Regions from separate parts of the Homo sapiens genome. Here region 1 is linked to region 2. A link is an interaction called in ENCODE POLR2A ChIA-PET data of the cell type or tissue named here. Cell type or tissue: A673. All regions are shown on one strand. Each heading gives the region's core, and the rest is flanking DNA. Links, peaks and the distances in the headings are about the cores only.

The links. Peaks named below come from ENCODE experiments on the same cell type or tissue, not always from the same donor. Only the 100,000 strongest peaks of a DNase experiment are listed, where the experiment ranks them.
Region 1: POLR2A ChIA-PET joins it to region 2 with 9 read pairs; 1 of 35 experiments calls an interaction of 5 or more read pairs at or near these places.

Annotation. Positions count from the first base shown.
Region 1 is chr3:52,048,976-52,053,441 of GRCh38, reverse strand. It overlaps DUSP7 (dual specificity phosphatase 7), which reads left to right. Exons shown (of 3, transcript NM_001947.4): 3 at 2,320-4,466. The coding sequence ends at 2,627. Among named protein-coding and RNA genes, the nearest start is that of DUSP7, 5.4 kb to the left of the region's middle. In A673, for the core only: a CTCF peak has its summit at 368 (motif pointing right); a DNase peak (open chromatin) is centred at 441; H3K27ac peaks cover 1,531 bases.
Region 2 is chr3:52,675,054-52,679,519 of GRCh38, reverse strand. It overlaps PBRM1 (polybromo 1), which reads left to right. Exons shown (of 32, transcript NM_001405607.1): 3 at 923-1,020. Among named protein-coding and RNA genes, the nearest start is that of PBRM1, 8.6 kb to the left of the region's middle. In A673, for the core only: no CTCF peak of the experiment used is centred there; no DNase peak of the experiment used is centred there; H3K27ac peaks cover 740 bases.

The DNA of each region.
Region 1 (4,466 bases), core at 111-4,110, 630 kb after region 2:
CTAGCTCAGTCAGCCTCCAGATGCTCTCTGCAGCCTGTAGGGCTTGCTTGGAGTGTAGGGAGGAGTGCAAGAGAAGGTGGGGGAGTGGAGAAAGGCCTTCCCCAGAGCAGTGTGTCCTGCTGTCTGGCTTAGTGCCCTTCGAGTCCCTGTATCCCCAGCCTCAGCAGACTCGGGTCCCCACTGCTTTCTCCTTGGCCAGCTGGAGGCTGAGACCACAGGTCATCTCCCCTGGCCCAGGGTGCAAGGAAGGGGCACGAGGGCTCAGGATGAATGTAAACGCTCTATCTCTGAGCCTGGTGACCCAATGTTTCTGCCCAGCCTCCAGTGGCAAGGTGTGGGGGTGGCCCGGGCTGTCTTTTCCCGATGGTGGCTGTGTCCAGTGGAGGGCGTTTTGGTGTCGGCTGGGCTGGGCTAGCTTTAACAACAGGAAGTGGGAGGCTTCCCCGCCTCATCCGCTTACTGGGAACCAAAAGTAGGTGCCTGGCTGGGAGGAAGGAAGGAAGCTGAGGCCTGGGGGAGGGGCTGCAACTGGGGCTGCCTGGAGCTTCTCAGCCCTGCCCACCACCCCCTGGGTCAAGAGGGCTAGGGGTGCTGCCTCAGCATTTGAACTCCCCCAACGAGGGAGGGGAATAGAGAGAGGGAAGCAGGCTTCGCCAGGCTGGGCCTGGCTAGTGGGTACCTTTATCCTTCCTGAAAGCTCCTCCCCGTCTGGGTAGGGGGACCTTTTTCCTCATTTGACAAGTGAAGGAATTGAGGCCCAGGCATCCCTTAGGAGTCAGTGGGACAGGATCAGTCACCAGCTACACCCTGAAAAGGCCAAAAATAAAGCCAGCAGAAACAGACTGTCTTTGGATCACCTGGAGGTGGGTTTGGAGGCCAGGCGTTCCTCACATCCTGGTGTCACCACTGGAGGCTGGTCCCAGCACCCCCTTTTCCCACCCCCAATCTCGAGGTCTGACCACACAGCTCCTCATGAAGCTGCAATGTCTGTCTCCTTGCCAGATGATCCTGCCCCAGTGCCTTAGCCATGGGGCCCCCTGTCAGTCCCTGAGTCTGGAGGAAGCACCTACTGTATGCTTTACTCCTTGGTTGGGAGGGGATGGGAGAGGAAGCTCTGTCAGGACAAAGGCAACGAAGAACAGTGGGTGAACCCGTATGTCATCTTGTAGGAAGGCATTGATTGCGTGCTAGCTGTGTGCCTGGCTCCTGGAGGGTTCAGAGTCAGGGTGGTGGGGACATCAAGGACCCCATGGCTGCCTCTTGTGAATCTATGTCCCTGGCACAGCTGTGGCACACAGAGAGGCAGCTGCCCCGGGGTCCAGGAGAGATTACAGGACTGAGTTGTTCAGTAGCTCGGCCAGTATTTATTGAGCTTCTATGTGTCAGACAGAGGAGTCTGAGGGTGGCACTGGGGGAAGCTGGGAGGGTTGGAGGGGAAAGGGGACAGGAAGGTTGGCCCCATCCAGTCAGCTGTGGTAGGAGATATCACTGACACATGGGCCTCCTGAGGAAGGTCTAGCAAGTGGCAGGGGTGGGGCCCATTTAAGCACACCTCACTTATGAAGCCCCATCACAAGTGATAGTGTGGCCATCATCCCAGTCCATGTGTCTTAGGAGCTGGAGTTAAGGCCTTGGGGACTAGCTGGGCAGATGGCAGAGCGAAATGCAGGGCCAGGCCACCTACTTCCTTCCAGAGGAGCCTCCCTCAGGCCACTTTCCTAGAAGACTCTCAGGGACAACCCATGGGAGCGGCTCCAAGAGAACCAGCCCAGCCCCCAGTCCCAGGTCATGGCCTGGCAGCAGCGGGCGCTGAGCTAGGAGGAGCTTCTGTGTGGCCTTGGGCTTGCCACTTTGTCTCTGTGTCTGTTTCCTCGTTGATAAAATGGGCTTACTGGCCATGGTGCAGATGACCCAAGAGGATGCAGGTGACACCCGTGACAGCAGTCGTTAACGCACATGGCAGTGGTAGGACTAGCCATGATCACAGGCATTACAGTAGTTCATGTTTGTTGACCCCTCACTTGGCTCAGGTCCTTATGAGACCACTGTGCATAAATAGGCCCATTTTATAGATGAGGAAACAGACACGGGTGTCCAGTGCCTTGGGGCTAAAGTGTGCAGAGCCCTCTCCACAGCAGTGCTGTTGACCTCTATTCCAAGTTGCTGCCCTACCCACACTGGGCTTGGCCAGGTCCCTCAGGGGTCGGGCAAGACCAGCCAGCCACCATGCTGCCCTCTGTGCCCCAGCCCCACCTGCCCACCCATGTGGGAAGGCTCCTTGAAGGAGGCACCTCCCTGACCCATGCCAATGTGTTTCAGACGAAGCCCGCTCCAAGAAGTGTGGTGTCCTGGTGCACTGCCTGGCAGGCATCAGCCGCTCAGTGACGGTCACTGTGGCCTATCTGATGCAGAAGATGAACCTGTCACTCAACGACGCCTACGACTTTGTCAAGAGGAAAAAGTCCAACATCTCGCCCAACTTCAACTTCATGGGGCAGCTGCTGGACTTTGAGCGGACGCTGGGGCTAAGCAGCCCGTGCGACAACCACGCGTCGAGTGAGCAGCTCTACTTTTCCACGCCCACCAACCACAACCTGTTCCCACTCAATACGCTGGAGTCCACGTGAGGCCTGGTGCACGGGGGGCATGGCACCAGGCCCCTGCTCGGCTCTCCACAGGGCTAGGTGGGAGAGCCCAAGCCCGCCACCTCTGGCCTGAGGAACCCCCAGATGTCACCTGTGCCCAGAGGCCCAGGCTGATCGGTGTCGGAGCGCCCCTCACCATCCTTGGGGGCAGGGCCCGCAGGCAAGGTCTCCCACTGCAGGGCTTGCTGGAGAGGCCTCGGCTCTTGGACACGTGGCTTTGGGCGTCCACCAGGGCCTCATCCTGTCCAGGACGCTCCTTTCTGCTGACAGCCCAGCCAGTTTGGCTGTTTTTTAAAGACACATCCACGGACCTGAGTTTACTTTTTACTTTTGGCAGGTAAATCCAAGCTCCCTGGAGCACAAAGAGTGTTTGAGCTCTTCTTGATTTTTCTTTTTTTTTTTTTTTTTTAACAAAAAGTGTTATTTTCAGGCTACATGCAACAGTGGATTGTATAACCCAGTATTTCATCCCTTTCCTGATCCTGCAAGAGAGAGAAATGTTCAGTTTTGTTTTTCGTTCAATTTCAAAAAGCAAGTATCGTGTTTGTTTTTGTTTTTGTTTTTTAATGGAAAAGACAGACGCCATGTTGACCTTGACCAAATGCGTTTTGCACATGTGTGAAGCCTCTGTTTCCTCAGCGGGCCCTTCTTGAAGGGGTGGCTTACTGCTCTTCAGGTATTGGGACCCCCAGTCGTGCCGCCTCCCACCCTTGGCCCAGTCTGACTTAGCTCTGCATTCGCCTGTGATGACTGCTGCAAGTTGTGATTGGTGGGCTGGATGGTGGTCTTTGCATTTTCTGCCGTCTCATCCATCCCTCTGGTGGTCCCTGCAGACCTCCCTGAGGCAGAAGGTGGGGACCCTGGGGCCCTGCCGCTGTCCCCCAGGAGGTGGGCCGCAGGGGGCTGCCAGGCAGTAGCATTAGCCCTCTGGGGTCAGCCCCTAAGAAGGCCTGGGCTCTGAGCCCTTTTATATACTTAGCCACTACTTCTGTCTGTCTGTCTGTCTCTCTCTCTTCCTCTCCCTCTCTCTCTTTCTCTCTCTCCCTCTCTCTCTCTTTCTTTCTCTCTCCCCCCCTCCCTCTCTCTTCCTTTCCTCTCTCTTGTTGTAACTGGGAGTGGAGGCCCAGTGGCTGGGGAGACATTAGGTGGTGGGGCCCAGCCCGACCTCCAGGTTCTTCCTTCTCCCTAGCTGTTGCTTTGGTCTGGCCACTCCCAGCCCCCTTGTCCCCTTGGAAGCTTGCCCTGCCCTCATCTTGCCCATGCCTTCTACTGCCAGGAGACTTGCACCCATTTCAACCCTAGGGCGGGGGCAAGTGGGGCAAGGATGGACCAGCAGAAGGGGGGTAAGGCTCTGTTCACTTCCCCCTGCCTCCACAGAACGAAGCCACGGATTCCGTTATCTTCCTCCAGTTTTGTTCCTTCTCCAGCCTCAGTTCCACCAGGTGTCAGGACTGCATGGGGGCCTGGGGCAGGCAGAGGAGTCAGGCCAGGGTCCCTGACGGAGCAGCACTCAGCATGTGAGTGAGGCCACAGAAAAACTCTGCCCCACTGCTTCTTACCTCACGGGGGTGGCTTTCAGGGATTCTTTAGCGCAGCAGATTAAAATCTTGCCACAGTCGAGAAATTGACAACAAGCTTCCATGCTGTACATGGTTCTCTTTTTCTCTCTTTTATTTTTAAAAAGAAAACCCAGAAAGATGTACCAGATTTGTGTAAATGAGGGTATGCCAGAAGGTGGCCAGTTTTGCTTTATGATCTTATGAAGGAAGATTTGTGACCCTACGTATATATATACACACACATACATATATATATATATCC
Region 2 (4,466 bases), core at 313-4,312:
TTCCCTTTAATGGTAAAATTGTTACGATGCAAGGCATCTCCACTTTTTTAAGATTCTCTTGATTAATAGTCTTTTCTTTTATGAACATTATGTATTCAGCTAAGTCTTAGAGTAATAGTGTGATCTTATGAATAATTTCAGTATGTTACATCATATATTAATTCAGCAAATAACTGTGTGACTATCATGTGACAAGCACTGTTCTCATGGTTGGGATATAGCCATGTGGAAACAAGCCCATTTTTCACATGGAACTTAGATTCCAGGCGGGGGAAGTAGAATGTAAACAAGTAAACGAATAAAGAATAATGTATCCTTAGCTAGTAATAAGTGCTAAGAAGAAAATTTTGGGTGATTTGGGCTGTTTTGGCCTGAATTCGCTGGAAGAGAGTTCCAGACAGAACCAGTGCAGAGGGGTTGGGTCAGGGATGAGTTTTGTGTGTCTTGGTTACAGAGCAGGGGATGGTCAGGAAGGAGAAGGAAACTGGCAAGCTCCACCCATTCAGAGTATGTAGGGCCCACACAAGCAATGTTTGGAGTTTAGATTTTATTCTCTGTGAAGTGATAAACCCTTCTGTCAGATGGCTTTAAGCAAGAGAGTGATAAACTGATTTAGTTTCAAAGAAGAAAACCCTTCAATTGGATGACTTTAAGCAAGAAAGTGATGAACTGATATAGTTTAGAAGACAAAATCACCAGGAGCATAAATCTGATGAAAGATACCAAAAAGTTAGTCAACTCAGTTGTTTGAAAGGAGACATATTGTCAGCATATTTCAGACTTTAGCATGTTTGGTAATATTGAGAGTCATCATTTTTCTTCTCTACTTGCCTTTTATTGAAGAGTAGAAAATAATTCTTATGTCTACACTGGCTTTCTGTTCACTTTTTTAGTGATTTTTTTCTCCTTTGCTAATGTGTAGATTGCCGTGTGCCATGAACTCTATAATACCATCCGAGACTATAAGGATGAACAGGGCAGACTTCTCTGTGAGCTCTTCATTAGGGCACCAAAGCGAAGGTGAGTTCGAAGCACATCAGTACAGTTGCGGGGGATTTGGTCCAGAGTCCATGTGTATTAAAGTGTTTGGAAATTGAGCTTTTTGTTGGCAGGAATGGCTTAAATGATACTGGGGTCCAATTTTAGTCTTTAGTCTTTAGTAATCAAGCTGTAGTGAAGCTTTTTTTAAATTAAAAATCTGTTGAGCCAGGCACAGTAACATGCACCTATAATCCCAGCTACTTGATTTTTTGAGCCAGGCACAGGAGCATGCACTTGTAATCCCAGCTACATGGGAGACTAAGGCAAGAGAATTGCTTGATCCAAGGAGTATGACACCAGCCTGGGCAACATAATGAGACCCCGTCTCTTAAAAACAAAAACAAAAAAAATGACCTATGCGGAAAGATCTCTTGAGGCCAAGAATTTGAGACCAGCCTGGGCAACATAGTGAGACCCATCTCTACAAAAAATTTTTTGAAAAATTAGCCAGGTGTGGTGGTGCTCACCTATAGACCCAGCTACTAGGGAGGCTGGGGTGGTAGGATTGTTTGAGCCTGGGAATTTGAGGCTGCAGTAAGCCATGAGTGTCACTGCACTCCAACCTGGGTGATGGAGCAAGAGCTTGCCTAAAAATAAATATTTAAAAAAGAGTACTGACCAGGCACAGTGGCTCACGCCTGTAATCCCACCACTTTGGGAGGTCTATAGGTGGGCAAATCACCTGAGGCCAGGAGTTCGAGACCAGCCTGGCCAACATGGCAAAACCCTGTCTCTACTAAAAAATACAAAAATTAGCCAGGTGCAAGGCTGGGCGCAATGGCTCATTCCTGTAATCCTAGCACTTTGGGAGGCGAAGGCGGGTGGATCAGCTGAGGTCAGCAGTTTGAGACCAGCCTGGCCAACGTGGTGAAACCCCGTCTCTACTAAAAATACAAAAATTAGCCAGGCTTGGTGGTGGGCGCCTGTAATCCCAGCTACTTGGGAGACTGAGGCAGGAGAATCACTTGAACCCGGGAGGTGGAGGTTGCAGTGAGCCGAGATCGTACCGTTGCACTCCAGCCTTGGTGACAAGAGTGAAACTCCATCTCAAAAAAAAAAAAAAAAAAAAAGCCGAGCATGGTGGTGGGGCGCCTGTAATCCCAGCTACTTGGGAGGCTGAGGCAGGAGAATTGCTTGAACCTGGGAGGCAGAGGTTGCAGTGAGCTGAGATCCCGCCACTGTATTCCAGCCTGGGTGATAGAGCCATTCTGTAGGTTGCCTTTTCATTTTGTACGGTGTCCTTAGATGTACAAAAGGTTTTAATTTTCATGAAGTTTATGTTGTCTTTTTCTCTTGTTGCCTGTGCCTTTGGTGTCATATCCATGAAATTAATGCCAAATCCAATATCATGAAGCTTTTCCCCTATGTTTTTGTATTAATCAGGGTTCTCTTGGACAGGACTAGGCTGCAAATTTTCCAAACTTTTATGCTCTGCTTCCCTTATAAAACTGAATGCCTTAAACAGTACCCAACTCACCTCTTGAATGCTTTGCTGCTTAGAAGTTTCTTCTGCCAGATACCCTAAATCATCTTTCTCAAGTTCAAACTTCCACAGATCTCTAGAGCAGGGGCGAAATGCCCCAGTCTCTTTGCTAAAACATAACAAAAGTCACCTTTACTCCAATTCCCAGCAAGTTCCTCATCTCCATCTGAGACCACCTCAGCCTGGACCTTATTGTCCGTATTGTTATCAGGCTTTTGGTCAAAGCCATTCAAGTCTCTAGGAAGTTCCAAACTCCCACATTTTCCTGTCTTCTTCTGAGCCCTCCAAACTGTTGCATCCTCTGCCTGTTATCCAGTTCCAAAGTCGCTTCCACATTTTCGGGTATCTTTTCAGCAGCGCCCAACTCTACTGGTATCAATTTACTGTATCAGTTGGTTTTCACACTGCTGATAAAGACATACCCGAGACTGGGAAGAAAAAGAGGTTTAACTGAACTTACAGTTCCATATGGCTGGGGAGGCCTCAGAATCATGGTGGGAGGTGAAAGGCACTTCTTACATCAGTGGCAAGAGAAAAATAAGCAAGAAGCAAAAGTGGGAACCCCTAATAAACCCATCAGATCTCATGCAACTTAATCACTATCACGAGAATAGCACGGGAAAGACTGGCCTCCATGATTCAGTTACCTCCCTCTGGGTCCCTCCCACAACATGTGGGAATTCTAGGAGATAACAATTCAAGCTGAGATTTGAATGGGGATACAGCCAAACTGTATTGGTTTTCCTCTAAGAGTTTTATAGTTTTAGCTCTTACATTTAGGCCTTTGATCCATTTTGAATTTTTATAAGTAGTGTTTAGGTAAGGATCCCGCTTCATTCATTATTTTTTTTTTTTTTTTTTTTTTTTTTTTTTTTTTTTTTGAGACGGAGTCTCGCTCTGTCGCCCAGGCTGGAGTGCAGTGGCGGGATCTCGGCTCACTGCAAGCTCCGCCTCCCGGGTTCACGCCATTCTCCCGCCTCAGCCTCCCAAGTAGCTGGGACTACAGGCGCCCGCCACTACGCCCGGCTAATTTTTTGTATTTTTAGTAGAGACGGGGTTTCACCATTTTAGCCGGGATGGTCTCGATCTCCTGACCTCGTGATCCGCCCGCCTCGGCCTCCCAAAGTGCTGGGATTACAGGCGTGAGCCACCGCGCCCGGCCCCCGCTTCATTCTTTATATGTGTGTATCCAGTTTTCCCGGTATCGTTTGTTGAAAAGACTGTGCTTTTCTCATTGAATGGTTTTGGCGCCTTTGTCAAAATTTGCTTGACCGTGTATGTGAGGGTCGTTTCTAGGCTCCATTCTATTCCATTGGTCCCTGTGTCTGTTTTTATACCAGTAGCACACATTTTGATTACTGTGAACAACATATTCAGTGGCAAAATACTTAAAGCTTTTCCTCTAAGATCACGAACAAGACAGAGATGCCCACTTTCACCACTTCAACACCTTGTTCACTGTGGAATAAATCCCACCTGGTTATGGTATATAATCCTTTTAATATCCTGCTGAATTCAGTTTGCTAATATTTTATTGAGAAATTTTGCATCAGTATTCATAAGGGATATTGATCAGTAGTTTTCTTGTAGTATCTTTGTCTGGCTTTGGTATCAGAGTAATGCTAGCTTCATAGAATAAGTTAGGACGTGACCTCGCCTCTTCAATTTTTTGGAAAAGTTTCATAAGGCTTGGTGTGTTAGTTCTTGAAATGTCTGGTTAGAATTCATCAGTGAAGCTATCAGTCTAGGGATTTTCTTTGTGGGAGATTTTTTATTACTGATTCAGTCTCCTTACTAGTTATAGGTTTACTCAGGCTTTGTATGTCTTTAGTAGGTTGTGTGTTTCTAGGAAATTATCCATTTCTTCTAGTTTATCTAATTTGTTGGCATACATGTTTTCCTAGAACTCTCATAATCCTTTTTATTTTTGTGGCATTGGTTG